3 separate regions of the Mus musculus genome follow, and regions 1 and 2 are each linked to region 3. The links are chromatin loops, found by intact Hi-C in ENCODE. Cell type or tissue: left cerebral cortex. All regions are shown on one strand.

Evidence for each region. A loop is a pair of places that touch in the nucleus more often than their neighbours do. Peaks named below come from ENCODE experiments on the same cell type or tissue, not always from the same donor. Only the 100,000 strongest peaks of a DNase experiment are listed, where the experiment ranks them.
Region 1: it touches region 3 in a loop (2.6-fold over the local background); 2 of 42 quality-filtered maps call a loop at or near these places.
Region 2: it touches region 3 in a loop (3-fold over the local background); 2 of 42 quality-filtered maps call a loop at or near these places.

Annotation. Positions count from the first base shown.
Region 1 is chr1:78,368,538-78,373,537 of GRCm38, reverse strand. All of the region lies in intron 2 of Sgpp2 (sphingosine-1-phosphate phosphatase 2), which reads right to left. Among named protein-coding and RNA genes, the nearest start is that of Gm51634, 14 kb to the right of the region's middle. In left cerebral cortex, no CTCF peak of the experiment used is centred here; DNase peaks (open chromatin) are centred at 1,736 and 2,262; H3K27ac peaks cover 1,084 bases.
Region 2 is chr1:78,228,747-78,233,746 of GRCm38, reverse strand. No RefSeq gene overlaps it. Among named protein-coding and RNA genes, the nearest start is that of Gm2102, 13 kb to the right of the region's middle. In left cerebral cortex, a CTCF peak has its summit at 2,768; DNase peaks (open chromatin) are centred at 1,416, 2,868 and 4,807.
Region 3 is chr1:78,307,821-78,312,820 of GRCm38, reverse strand. Sgpp2 (sphingosine-1-phosphate phosphatase 2) reads right to left here and starts at 2,475. Exons shown (of 5, transcript NM_001004173.2): 1 at 2,319-2,475. The coding sequence starts at 2,402. In left cerebral cortex, a CTCF peak has its summit at 2,106; DNase peaks (open chromatin) are centred at 1,170, 1,787 and 2,476; H3K4me3 peaks cover 1,933 bases; H3K27ac peaks cover 1,475 bases.

The sequences.
Region 1 (5,000 bases), 61 kb before region 3:
CTATAATGTGAATATCTGTGTTTTCTGATGGTCTTAGCCAACCCTTGTGAAAGGGTCACTCAACCTCCGAAGGGGTCGAGTCCCATAGGCTGAGAACCACTAGGCTAGCATTTGCAAAAGAGTCTGATAATCTGAGTTCAATTCCCAAATCCCACAAGGTGGCAGAAGAGAAAAGCAACTCCACAACATTGTCCTTTGACGTCACATGCTAACACACCACACACACACACACACACACACACACACACACACACACACGCACAAATGAATAAATAAAATTGCATAACCTCAATTGAACTATCTGTGTATACACATATATCCATTTGACACTGTGCATATACACATTAGTACAGACACTCACATACACACATAGGAGAAGGCTAAGGAAAGCTTGGGGCAGAACTCTTACCACTGCAAATAAGCCGGGTGGCTTATAGAGAAGTCCATTGTTATTTGACACAGTTAATCAATAGTTCGGGAACACTTAGAGATTTTAAATTTCATGTATTTTTAGGTAACATAGCACTTCTCATAACTAATACTGCCTGTGAGCTATTAGGAGGCCTGAAGCTGAGCAGAAGGCTGTTCGAACACATCTGAAGAGGTACTGGGGGGCAGCTCCAGTTACAGCTGGAAAAGGCATCCCTAAAACACATTAAGAACAAAGACTGGGGACCACTGCCTATTTTGTGTGGTAGGAGCTTTTGCCATTATGTTTGATTATAGTTCTGACTAATGCTTAGGAGTTTGCAACAGTGAAATCAGAAAGCCAGTCTGGCGTGGGCAACAATCTTACCACGTCTACTTCATCTTCCTATCAAGTCTGTTAACTGCCAGCCTAGAGGGAAGGGGGCTCCCATTATTTGTGTGCAGCTCCTCGGAGAAAGACTACAGATGTGTTGCTGAGAGACCATCCGCAACACCAAGGTCTATGGGCCGTGTAACGAGGACAAACCACAAAATAACTTTGGCCCCAAATGATTCTTGGCAGTGAAAACTACACTGGGTGAGGCTTAGCTATGCAGTATCATTGGCAAACATAATTAAGTGAGGATTTAGGTGAGGGACCTCGTGCAGAAGGATTCCTTCGAGAAGCCATAGGAGTCTACTGCAGTAGAGACCACAAGGCCTGGCGCAGTGCTGTACACCGAATAATCCTAGCATTTGGCAGGCGGAGCTAGGCAGATTCTGAGTTTAAGACCAGCCTGAGCTGTATAGTGAAAACCATTTTTAAAAAAAAAAATGTTTTGCTGTGTTTAACCTTTAAAAGAAAATGTTTGGATAGAAGTCGTTCAAGGTAAGTTCTGGAAAAGAGCCTTGAGCTTCTGTGAAAGGGAAATGGGTGGAATCAGAGCATGCAGCGCTTCTCTGTCAAAGACATTTCTTTTAGGCTCAGTGTAGGATAAGGACGGCAGAAGGGAAGGCTTGGGAGAGGGCTCTGGGTGATCTTAGCTCCCCATGCTCAGTTGCTTCACAGTAAGTATTAGTGTGTACAAATCAAAGCTAAATGTGCTTATGAGTGTACTTGAAAGGGCATGCTCTTGTGAAATTACCAAAATAGCACTCCATATTATAAGGAAGGCCAGACTGCTCTTGGCTCCCAAATTTGTCTTTACAGGCATGCTATAGAGGTCCTTCACATCCTGTCTCCTGAGACAGAAATGCTACACTACCTATTTCAAATTTGCTTAGAGCCATCTGTCTCCACAGGGGAGGTGAGGAGTTGGCAGCAGACACTGTGCTATAAACAGCTCATCTTAAAGGGCCAGTGCATTCTTACAATTCTTTTTGGACTTAGTGGCTGTGTGCCCAGTCAGCTTAGGAAGAGTGTTACTGTGGCTAACATGGGTGTAATGCATTACACCCATGGTTCTATGGCCCTTTCCCCTCTCAAAAGGACAGAGAGATACTTAGGCTTGCTATGTCTGGGAGACTGCAAGATTTGGAAAATGCTCTATGAGATGTGTTCAAAGAGGACTCTGCTGGTTGTCTCGTTTGTATCAACATTTACTGTTTCAACGCAAATAATCGGAGTGTAGCTGTCGGTGGTATAGTGCAGTGGAAGATGCATGCTTAGCATGTTCAATGTCTCGAGCTCAATCCCCAGTATCAGTAATTAATAACAATGACGATAATAATGCATTGATCTCAGATTGGAAAGGTTGGCAGAGATCCAAATGACCACAAAGGCGTATTTAAGATGCTCTATGTTTTAATTTGGGTGCTGGTCACCCAAATTAGCTTTTCAGAAAATTTCATTCACAGAACTGCTGTCCCACTTACCACCCACATTTTCTGGACCAGGTTCTAATGCATGCGTGGCTCTTTATGCTTCAGTTTTAAAGAAATACACCCTGAGACGTCCCTTAGTATGTTTTCCTAGACACAAGTCTCAGAAATGCATAAACACTCAATGCTAGCATCCACAAGAAAGACAGATGGCAAGTCCATGCAGCCTCCAACATAGCATTTTAAGTTACTGCTGCTTTGTTTTGTTTTGTTTTGTTTTGTTTTGTTTTGTTTTGTTTTCAAAGACAGGCACCTGGTTTGTAACTCAGACCTTGGCAGGGTTTTCTTGCTTTAATTCTTTCCATGTCAAAGCCACACCCCTCTGATTGCCCTCTAAAATCAGAGTCAAACATACCTTGTTGCTTAATAGACTTCTGCAGAGAGTATAAAAAGCCCATCTTCGACACATGTTCTAAACTCTTTCCTTATTATAAATCAAGGTTTAAATTTCTGAGTCCAGTCTCCAGAAGGGTAAAGGCCTCAAAGCACAGACAGTCGAGCCATCTCTTCAGTCCCTCGAGCTCTCTTTATTTCACAACACCTGTCTGAGCAGCCCTCACACAGTTACCAGGCATGTGATGGAGGAGTGGGGTGGCATCAAGCACCGAGTTTATATTATTTGAGGGTGCAACATTCTCCTTCACCTGGATCCTTTCTTACAGCCTAGTAAAGAAACCCTCTGTCTTGGTCTCACTTGATTGCTATGAGAAACAAGTGGTTTCATCTGACAATTCCAAGTCACAATCATCATTCAGGAAGCCAGGGCAGGGACCCAAGGTGAGTGTTTGAAACGAAAAACCGTGGTGGAATGCTGTTTGCAGCCCAGGATCTGTGTGCAGAACAGAACGGCCCACAGTGAGCTGCACCCTCCTGCATTAATTACTAACCAAGAGGATGTCTTACAGACATGCATGCTCACCGACCAACCTAATGTAGGCACTTCCTCAATCAACTCAGATGACTCTAGACTGTGTCAAGCTGACGATGAAAGCTCACTAGGACATCATCTCTGACATTTTACTCTCCTTTTATTTGTTTACACTGTGAGGGTACAAAAGGAAGGAAGCTTACTGCTGCTCAGGAACCTACGGATTCCAAGCTAGAGGTTTCTGCAAGTCCTTCAGCATGCCACTCTCCATCCAACAGAGTCTAACTGCTGTTATGTTTGAAGAGCACTTTCCAACTGAACAAAACACTGCCCCCCTCCTCCCTCCGATTTCAGTGCCTGGGAATGCCAGAAGAAACTCAATGTTAAAAGGAACAGAAAACGCAACATCTTTTTTTCAGTTAAATCTGAACAGAGCAGGGAAAACAGTGAACGTATATGCTCATGCTCCCGTCTGCCAACCCCAGAGGGCAAAGCTCATGGTCTTGCTGTCTGCTCGCACCCCCTTTGGACATAACAGGCCACTGAGTGCTCCCTCACCAAACTGCTCTCCTTTGTCCTTTGTTTGTCCTTGGTCATAAGAACAGACATTTTACAGGGACTCAGATCTGGGCTAGAGGCAGCCATCATACCCCTAAGAGTTCCTTGTATATTACTATAAACTCTTCTCCCTATCTGCGGCCCATGGGAAGACTACAAAGGCAACTCAACGCCAAGACATGTGGGTGACCCAGGGCAAGTATTCTTTAAGTTTATTTTTTGCACTGTACGTATGGGGACACTGTGCATGTATGTGCACATATGTGCATGCATGCATGCATATGTGTATGTATGTGGGCACATGTGTGTGTGCTAAGACTGGGAGGTGTTGCTGAGTGTTTTCTTCGAACCTTCTCCACCTTACATACTGAAGCATCTCACTTTAATCCAGAGCTTGCTGATTTGCTAGTCTAACTAGCCAGCTTATTCTAGGGATCCCCTGCCTCTGCCTCTGAACGCTGAGATTAGATTGCAGGTGAGCTGCTGTGCCTACCTGCCTCATCCTGTGTGGATTCGAGGATTCAAATTCAGTTCTCACTCAGGAGTACATTATCTTCTGAGCCATCTCCCTTAGGCTCAGGGCATTTTTTTTTTAAGAGTAGATACATGGTTGAAGTCAGAACTTAGAATTAAAGAGATCTGACTATTCTCAAAGATGCCCGATCACCAATATTTGCACAATCATATAACTACCAGAGAGCAAAGAACACTGTGGGCATCCTTCTAGACACACATTTTATAGTCAATCAACGCTGAGGCCTCAATACAAATACTGTTTGGCTACTTATTACTACAATTAACTCCAAAGCTGAGTCAGTTACTAATTCCTCCTGACCTGGCTCCGTCTCCATGAGGCCTCTCATCTTGCTTTACATACATGTCACACAAACCACAGTGCAAGAAGCCACCAGGGTTAGAAGCCAACTCCCCTACTTCTGAAGGGTCATGAACTATGCTTTGACTCCATTTTTCAAGACTAAAGTATTGCTGAATCTTTTCCAATCCTATTGCTCATTCTAACTTCTTAAATCGTGAACTGAGAGTTACTGTGAATTATATATAAAATCCCTTATCACAAAGCCGTCTTAGACTGCATACTGTGATCTCTGCAAAGACAGACAGACAGATATAGATAACCCTCAACCAACAATAAGGTAGGATTTATAGAGGTTTTGGTTTTTTTTGTTTTTTGTTTTTGTTTTTGTTTTTCAGTAGGTTCTCTTTCCTCCCTCTTTTCCTCCTTACTCTTCACTACTAGATCTTGGGACCCAGGGCCTGATCCATG
Region 2 (5,000 bases), 79 kb after region 3:
ACACTTAGTGTTCAGCCCTGAGAACATACATGTACAGGTGATATTACACAGTGTGGGCTGCTTATATTCATGTATTTAGGAATCTACATGTGTGTGTGTGTGTGTGTGTGTGTGTGTGTGTATTGTGTATGTAAAACAATTAAAGAAGAGGAGGTCATGAATTTGAAAGCATAGGGGTACATGGGAGGGATTGGAGGGAGAAAAAGGAAGGGAAGAAATGATGTAATTATATTATAATTTCTAAAACTCAAAGAGTAGTATTAAAAAAAAAAGAGCAAAAACAATAAAATAAAACAAGATGACTCCCTGAAAATCAGCCAAACCCTGAGTGGCCTTGAGATCTCCTAGCTCATCTGTAAAAGACTATTGAAAGCCGTTTCCATAAACATGGTAATGCGACCAGACCATCAGTGAGCGGTGGGTCCGGAAGGAAACCTTTTGCAGTAGGACTCTAAGAAGTACTCGCTCCTTCTGGTCTTGGTGTATAAAGAATCATTGTCTTATGGCTGTGTCATCAAATAGTTGGCAGACTCATAGTTGTATTATAGAGGATAAGATAACTGGACAGTAAACAGGTTTTTGTTGTTGTTGTTGTTAGTTTGTTTTTCTAGAATTTTAAGGACCTTTTTAAAAATTTGCCAGTTTCCAACATTTTCTTTTGGTGGTGATTTATCTTATGATCCTAAGTGAACATTTAGTATTTCTTCTTACTAATTTAAATCATTTTTCTGAAAAAGGGCCTCCAGGATTGTATAAGCTTCAGGCCTATGAGCTCTGGGTTGGCTGAAGTCAGTACCTCACCCCCGCACTCTGATAATAGATATGAAAGACCCTAATGGGTTTGCCCTTTACAGCTGCCTCAGTCTCCTGAAAACCAAATCTGCTTATTATTAAGTCTGCAAATGCACCGTTGATGGATTGTAATGACTCTAAAGGAATCTGTGTGGCCAGAAAGATAAATAATACATTGTTTAAAGGGTTTTGAACTCTTATAATGTTTTGGAAGATGCCATTTGTTAGAAATAAAAGAAATTAGGAGGAAGGCTACATCATGGTCAAAGAGAAAAATGCATAAACAACTAATTGTGATTAAGCATGCTGGAGGAAAGGTGATTAATTTCTGACTTCTGTCCTAGGGAAATGTTACAAAGTCATCCTCATGTTTACAGGCAGTTGAGCAGATCGCACATCACAGAGCCCGTCTGGCATGTTCCCCGTCAGAACCTTTGACTTCTTTCTTGCAAGGCCACGGTAACCTTTGAGATAACGCATCATTTTCCAGAGAAGATGCAAAGAGTTTAGAAAAGGAATTGCCCAGTCTCTCTTTCTGCCAGTCCATCGTGGTCTCTATGCCTGCCGAATCTCACTTCCAGCATATAACAGATGCAAAAGGGACAATCTGTTCCCCTCAGATCTGCCTCACTTTGAATCATCTTGGAACTTACCATCCAGTCTCTAGATGCTATTTATTTAAAATGTTATACTCTTGGTGTCTTTAGTCATAAGGTTTGCTAAAAATAATTGTCGCTGTCTGTAAACGTTTGGTATACACTGGTTTATACAACATTGAACTAATTTTTCACATCTGTGCCACATTGCTTCTCAGAGCCTTTAATAACGAGTCTTTAAGTGCAGGCTACGGGCTGGGGTTTGGAATGTTTCCCAGATTGTTCAATCAAAACCCCCTTGTTCTGAGGAATTAATTTTTTGAGGGACTGTAACTTTGGGAAATGCTGCTTTGGCCCACAGTAACATGAAGCAAGTGGATATAAATGTTTTCTATAACATAAAAAGCAAGCAAGTGACATGATATTACGATAGTAACTGTTGTTGTTATTAGCAAGAGCGTGATCGTAGAGCAACCGTTGTCTCATCTTTTCTACTGGGTCCACTGAAGCTATCTGTGTAAATTTCCACTATAGTAATTTTATTTTACAACAAAATTGATGAAAAAACATTCTGCAGACTTCTGCTGTAAGCTCTTGTCTGCTGCCTTGGGAGATTCCATTACGTGTGTGTGTGTGTGTGTGTATGTGTGTGTGTGTGTGTGTATGTGTGTGTGTGTGTGTGTGTATGTGTGTGTGTGTGTGTATGTGTGTGTGTGTGTGTGTGTATGTGTGTGTGTGTGTGTGTGTGTGTGAGACTCCACTGCATTTATTAAAAGGTGTATACTGTCAAAGCAATCACCATCAAAACTCTAAGGATCTAAATATATTTCTCACAGAAACAGAAAATCTCATCATGAAATCCCAAGAGTCAACAGATAGCCTAAGCAATTTGGGGAAAATACAGATGGCGAGGACTAGTATTCAGGAATTAGTTCTGAATCCAAAAACATATCCCAGAACTAGAGAGATCAAAAGGGTGAGATACTGGGGATAGAGTTATAGCTCAGTGGGAGAATGTGTCTCATGCTAAAAGCTCTCAGTTCAGTCCCCAAAATGTGGTATTGTTATAAATAAACACAGATTAATAAACCAAGACAGTGCTATGCAGTATCTAAAATTAAACTCCCACATATATATGCAAGTCACCTTTGACAAGGACACCAAGACCCTTAATGGACAAATGCAATTTCTTCAACAGATACTGTTTGGGAAAAAGTAGACACCCACATGTAACAGAGTGAAGCTGAGGGGCCAGAGAGATGGCTCTGAGGTTTAGGAGCACTGCTTGCTCTTGCAGAAGGACCTGAGTTCAGGTCCCAGTACCTACATGGTGGTTTGCGACCATCTATAACTGCAGTTCCAGGGAATCGAATGCTCTCTGTGACCTCTGGGGGCACTAGACATGCACATGGTACAGAGACATCCATGCATGCAAAATAGTCAGACACAGAAGATAAAATAAACACAGCTAAAATGTTTTAAAGAGTGGAGCTGTCCTCATACATGACATTGATCTTGGCAATGATTTCTGAGATATGGCAGTAAAACCAGTGACAAAGTGAGTTTAAATTTTATATGACTCATAGGGAATCAAAGGAAGACAAGCTGTCCATAGCTTTAAATAGTCTGAACTTGAAATTTGCTTTCCTTTTGTGTTTTGCAGTTGGTGATCATATGCACACATGAAGGACTTGCGTGGCTATAATAACCTATGGAGGCTTTTGCTACTTCGATCTTTGGTAAATAGCTTGACTCTCCCACAGTCCATGAAGACCTGCAGAACCTCTCTGTTTAGTCAAAGGCATGGTTCAGCATCTCTGTGCACAGCCTGGCAACCCCTTTAACTTTTACTCACCCCAGACTCTCAGACTATCCCTAGTGTCAAGTTGGGAACTTCACTGTCCTTAGTAGTTCTTAGAAGTCAGGCAACTATCACATCTTATTAATTAATTTTTAATTTTTTCAATTTAATTTTATATGTATAATTTTTGTATGCATGTATATATACATGATGTATGTATGTATGTATGTATGTATGTATGTATGTATATATGTATGTGCATCACATGCACTCCTGGTCACTATGGAAGTCAGAAAATGTCATTGAGTCTCCTGGAACTGGAGTTACAGATGATTGTGCACCATCATGTAGAGACTGGGAGCCAAATCCAGACCCTCTACAAGAGCAGCAAATGTTCTTAAGCACTGAAGAGTCTCTTCAGGACCTATTTATCTCCATGACTTTGTTTGCTTGTTTCATTTTTTTCTAGACAGGGTTTCTCTGTGTATCCCTGGCTGTCCTGGAGCTCACTCTATAGACTAGGCTTAACTCAAACTCAGAGATCCATCTGCCTCTGCTTCCTCAGTCCTGGGACTAATGGGGTGCACCAACAGGCCCAACCCTGTTTATCTATTTTTGAAATAAGGTTTGATATGTAGCCCAGACTGGCTTTGAATTGCAATCTTCCTGTCTCAACTTCCTCAGAGCTGAGATTGCAGGCAGGCTACAATGTCCAGTTCTTAGATAGCCTATGCCACCATGCCAAGGTCTTAGATAGCCTATGCCACCATGCCAGGGTCTTAGAAAGCCTATGCCACCATACCCAGATGGTCCTTAGATTTGGAGACACATCACCACATTAGAAACATCAGAACAAATAGAAGCAAGAAAACCAACAGGATCACATCCAAGAGTCTGCCTTTCTTTTAACTAAAAGTTTGTGCCTCGCTTAAATTGTTCAAAGAAAAGCTTCATCTTAGTCAAAATCACAAAGTAACCTTGTGATTTTAGCATCTCTGCCTAGTTATTTTCTAGGGAGTTTCTGAAAACAGAGGAGATTTGAAGAAAAGATCCCAGGATGCAGAAAGAACTTCCCAAGAAAGGTACAGCCCTCGTCCAGCTGAGCTTGCCTTTATCACACAAAGCATCCTAGTTCCTGCTGGAGGAACAGGTGCTACCCAATTAGGCCAGGAGCTCATTAGTGTTTAAACCCTTACGTCTTGAATGACTCATAGACAGTTTGGTAGGACAATTCTCATCCATCAATGACAATTGATGAAATGGACAACTCCTGCATGTTTGGCCTCTCTACATTTTTGGAAAGATCTGGGTAGTAAAAAGCTTCGGAGACCACGCAGAGACAAGAAACGGAAATTTAAAGCCACTGCACACTGAGCCCCCGTCTTCCCCTTCTTTTTGTACAGCATTGATAGTCTCCTGTTTCCTCTTCACTTTCCTTGAGGCCCTCATTCCTGAATGGAGGGCAATGACGTTCGCCATCTGAGCATTCAAGGCAGAGCTCTGACTCAGGCTGGGCAGTGCCTGGGAGAGAAAGGACAAGAAGGAAGGAATCCTCAGACTTTCTGAAAGCCCAGAACTTCCTCCATGTTTTCATGGGGACAGATGGGCTCCCCATGAGTCAACTGTTTCCTGATTTCTTAAAGGAGGCAGAGAAGTAATAAGCAAAGCCAGGAAAGCTAGCAGACCGTGGTGGCGCATGCGCATATTCCAAGCACTCAGGAGGCAGAAGAAAGTGAATCCCTGTGAGTTTGAGGCCAGCCTGAACTACATAGTGATACTCTGGTCTTAAAACCAACACAAAGGAAAACACA
Region 3 (5,000 bases):
TAGGAAAGAAAAAAAAATCACTTGATATTTTAATTTGATCTTCAGCAGACTCTGTTTAAAACCTTAAAAGCTATTGATTTTTTTTTCTACTGTAATCTATGCTTAGATAGCCACAAAATTCACAGAGCTTCAAGTGGGTGAAAGTCCAAGGGAAGAATATGAGCAGAACAAACCTCTTACAATGTTGGAGATTTCATCTACAGGAGGAAGCTGGGCGTCCATCAGATTCCCCACACAAAGGCACAGTTACACAGTGTAGGCCATTCTACAGCCAACAACCCTCAAGAAGCAGGAGAATTCCCAGAACCAGAAAGAGCCCCAAGACAGCAAAGGGCATGTCGAGGAGCTTGCCTTCGAAAGTTGAAGGGTGTCTGCTTTGACAGTACATACCTAAAACCCCAGCCCTTGGGAGGCTCAGGCAGTTTTATCAGTTCAAGGCTAGCCTGGGCTACAGATCCATACAGTTAAAAAACAAACAACAACAAAAAACCCCAAGAAAACAAAAAACAAAAACAAACAAACAAACAAAAAACACTGGAAGGGCTGTTCAGCCACCACCTGGTTTGTAAAAACCAAGGGAGAAAGAAAACAGGGCTGTGGGCAGAGTTATCCCAGTGGCCCCCTTGAAGCCCTGTGAGTTATCTGGGGGCAGGGATGCAATTACTTCTCAGGGGGAACGTTCCATGTGTTTGTTAAGGATTAACCTTTCCACATCTTTTAAAATGAACCTAAAAACAAAAAAAACCTCATGAACCCTTCCCTTATCAAAAGGTCTTGAGTTAATTTTTTTCCTGTTATGGCTACTACAGGGATTTAATATCCTGAACTTTCAGTTTTCTTTTACTTATTTCATGGACTTCAGTAATCCAAGCGCTGGGAACGAGAACCCCACTCCTTGATTCCCCAGACTATCTGGGACTACAAGAAGGAAGAAGCCTTCCCCAGAATGTGCAGGCAAGTAATCAAGGGGATTGTGTAAAAACAATTTAAGAAACATTAGTGGAAAAATTCAGTCCTGAATGAGGAAGAGCAGGTACAGGGGAGACAAGTCGGATAGAGTGCAGCCCCCCACCCCCACCCCCGCGCTGGTCCTGAGCCTAAACAGAGCGCCTGTACAGGAAAACGCTTCCCGTGGGGGTGGGGCATTGGGCTTATGTGCTAGCACCTTTTGAGGCAAGGCTCTGGCAAAGAGAGATGTCTTGAATTAATCTCAAAGCTATCAGCATGCCGTGAAGTAACTATAAAGTGAAAATATTTTGAAGAATTTCTCTAGCTGAGAATACACAACTAGCCTACTGCCACTTTTCAAATGAATTCTGTAATTTGATGCCTCTATTATTCTGTCCTACACAAGCGCCAGGTTCTTAAGTAGTTATCTATATATAAGGACGTGTCACCTTCCAGTCACCAGAATCTCTCAGAAAGAATAAAACACTGAAGAAGGGGGGTGGGGGAGGCGGAGTAGAATTGCTTCTGTCCTGGTTTGTTATTTTCTACTTAAGCCGAGGGAAAGGGCAGCTGCTGGTGGTGCCCAAGGGAGACAAGCTTTCCTAGCTGCCATCTGCCGCCTGCCTGGTCCTTTCAGCCTGGAGGAGTCCCTGTGCACCTCATAACGCAAAGCTGCAGTAGGGTTGTATAACCTTGCTCCGGATGCAAAGCATCTACCGAAAAGGCCGTAAGAGCCAATCATAAAAGACCAACCAGTGCCTCCAAAACTAGGGGGACGTCGGGAGGGAGACAGTGTTGAACTCCCATCTCTGAGGTTAGGTTAGCTGGGGGGCGGGGCTGTGAATTCCCAGAGGAGTCCAGGGCGGGTGTTCAGCAAAGCAAAGCGCGCGACTGGGATGTCTGCACGGAGTAGGAAGGGGGGATGCGGCAGCAACCTAAGGACTTTGAGGAGTTCTCAGGCTGTGTCCCAGGGAAGTGCCAAGGACATCCCCGCTCCTCTTTTCAGTTACGTAACTCTCACACTTTGGGTGGAATCTAACGAACTTACTCACTAAAGTAATTAAAGTAGAAAGTCTTTCCGCGGATGCATGCAAAGGTGGTGTCTGAAAAGAAGTGACTGACTGCCACCTGCAGCGAGAAAGGGTGGCATCGGGTGACTGTTCCCCGCCGTGCCCTTCCTAGGATGGAAGCCGGGTGGCGGCGGTTGGAGCCCTCCAATCCCCATCTAGGAGTCACCCGGAGCCGCAGGTAAGCAGGCGGCCGTCGCCCTCCTCCCCAACGGCAGACACCGAATCCCGGTTGTCGGAGAGATGAGAGACCTCCGGGACCCCTGTCGCCCACTTCGAAAGGCCCTTCTCCCTAGGACTGACCTCCCGCGCTGGGAAGAGCCCGCAGCGGCGCTGGAAGCGCGCCACGAGCTGTGAATCCCGCAGGCTCCGCAGCAGTTCGGCCATGGTGAGCCGTGACCCCGTTCCTCCGACCCGCAGCCACGCGCGTCCGTGTCCTCAGCGTGCGCCCTGGCCTCGCGTTCCGCAGCCCGATGCTCCCAGCGCAGGACGGGCGGGGCGCGGTGCCAGCCAACAGGTGCGCCACCCGGGTCCTAGCGCCCGCCCTACACGCGGGCAAGCCCAGGTGTCCGCCACCACCTTGCACACGTCACCGTCCCCTTCCTAGCCAACCGGGCGGCCCCAGCCCCTTACCTGCCTGCTGGAGAGTGTGCTTGCAACTGCGTGGACGGGTCCACGTGCATGACCTATGCGCCATCCCCACTCCCGCGCATCCTTCCAAGTGCTGCCGGAAGCCTGGACGCTTTGTGACCCTCCTTTCAAATCTGGAGTTCAAGGTGAAACTGGTCGCCACTACACATGTGTCCCCCACATCCCAGCTCCCTGCCCCAACCTTTGCTTGTTTTCTGAAAGACTTAATTCCCAGGGAGTCTGGTTCCTAGGGAGAATTCTCAGTGATTTCTAAACTTCCTGAAATGTTTCCTTCTCACAGGCCAGTCACCTCATTCAAATTTGAGAAAGAATAGCAGAAATGCGGAGAGTCAACCCGGGTGATTTTATGGAAAAATAGAAATCTCTTTCTCTCTCCTACCCGCTGTGTGTGTGTGTGTGTGTGTGTGTGGTCTCTCTCTCTCTCTCTCTCTCTCTCTCTCTCTCTCTCTCTCTCTCTCTCTCTCTCTCTCTCTCTTCCTCTCTTTCTCCCTCCCTCCCACATACCTCCTCCCTTTTGGCCTTGGGAAGACTTTAGACCCAAAGGGAACAAGGTACTGAGCGACTACCAGGCGCCAGCCACTGCTTAGAAGAGCAAAGGAAACGTCCTGCAGATGGTTTTTCCTGAGCTTTCCTAAACCTCCCTTCCGGGTCTCTGAGATCCTAAGATGACCTCTGTACCTCATTGCAGGGAGTGAGAAGCAACAGTTAAACGAGGGCCAGGTGATTGGCCTGCAGCAAAACTATAATCCAATCCTTAGTTGGGAACAGAAGGCTGCGGGGGGGGGGGGGGGGGTTTCCTGGCCGCCCTTTTAAAGCCTGCTATTTGGCGGAATAAAGGACCGTGCATGAACACCTGCCACCACCCTTGCTTATCCAGTTGTCCTTCTAGGCTGGGAAGTCTTCGGTTCCTGATACGTGAAGATGATCTGGTCCCCTCTCATTCCAGTTTTCTGACTCCCTTGTTCCTTAGTCCTATCTGGAGAACATGTCAAGGTCGCTAAGTCAGCAGTGGCTTGTTCAGAGATTCTATTTTCTTTCCTCTTCCAGAGGAAAATGCAGCCCTATGTCATACTCAGTCATGTGTGGCTGAAAAGGCAGTTGCCTCCACCCCTAGTGCTGTAGTGATTTTTGTTTTTAAAGATTTATTTATTTATTTTTATGTGTATGAGCACACCAGAAGTGGGCATCAGATCCCATTACAGATGGTTGTGAGCCACCATATGGTTGCTGGAGTTGAACTTAGGACCTCTGGAAGATCAGCCAGTGCTCTTAACTGCTGAGCCAGCATTTCAGTCCTCTCCCACCCCCAAAGTTTGATTTTAACAGCTGACATTACAGTAGCTCCCAACCTGAGCCTTTATACATTTAAAGAATATGTTCTCCCAGGAAGACCCTTGAATTGCATGTCTCCTAAATGGGTCGCTCCAACCTTTCTATTTCAGAAAGAGAGAGAGAGAGAGAGAGACAGAGAGAGAGAGAGAGAGAGAGAGAGAGAGAAACCTAAAAATATGTCAAAATATGTCATACTTAATGTGGTACCAAATTAGATTTCTTTCAGGTCTTTGACTCAAGTTTTTAGTGACTCATGAACCCTGAGATAAGTCACCGTGGTTTTTGTTTCCTTCTATGATGAGACACTAGTCTTCATTTATTGTCTTTCTTAAGAGACTGTTGTGAAAATCTTCAGAGGCATCACGAGCCAGTTACAGCAATATGCACTGTGACAAAGGTCCTGCTCTACATCCTATGTCTCCTTCCATTGACGCAGGCTCTCTCACAGAACCTGGAGCTAGGCTGGCTCTGCCCTCCACAGTTGCTGGGGCTACAAATGCCACATTGCCACATCCTTCGGTCCTCATGCACTCACAGCAAGTGCTCCTATCCACAGAGCCATCTCTCTGGCCCTTTGTATTTTATTTTTTAAAGACATGGCTTTGTGATATAGCCTCAAATGTCTTCAGATTCTCAAATATGTCTGCCTCTGCCTGGCAAGTTCTAGATTCCAGGTATGTAATACCATGTGCAGACAGTGACATATGTTGAAGGAATCAGTATTGGATATATTAGTTAGGGGTTTGCCTAAGTTGCTATAATGAGCAGACTCCAAAAGACAGTGGTTCTAAGAAGACAGATATTTATTTCTCTCTGTTATACGGGTCCCACTGTATGGCTAGTGGCTAACTCAATGACTTGAGCTGCCTTCATCCAATGGCTTCCTTGTGCCCTGCCCTGGGACCACACCCTAAGTCTTTGTCCTTTTTTTGTATAGCTTCTAAAAAGGAGCACACAGTGAAAATGTGCCCTTGCAGTCTGGAGAGAAGCTTGGAAGTGTCA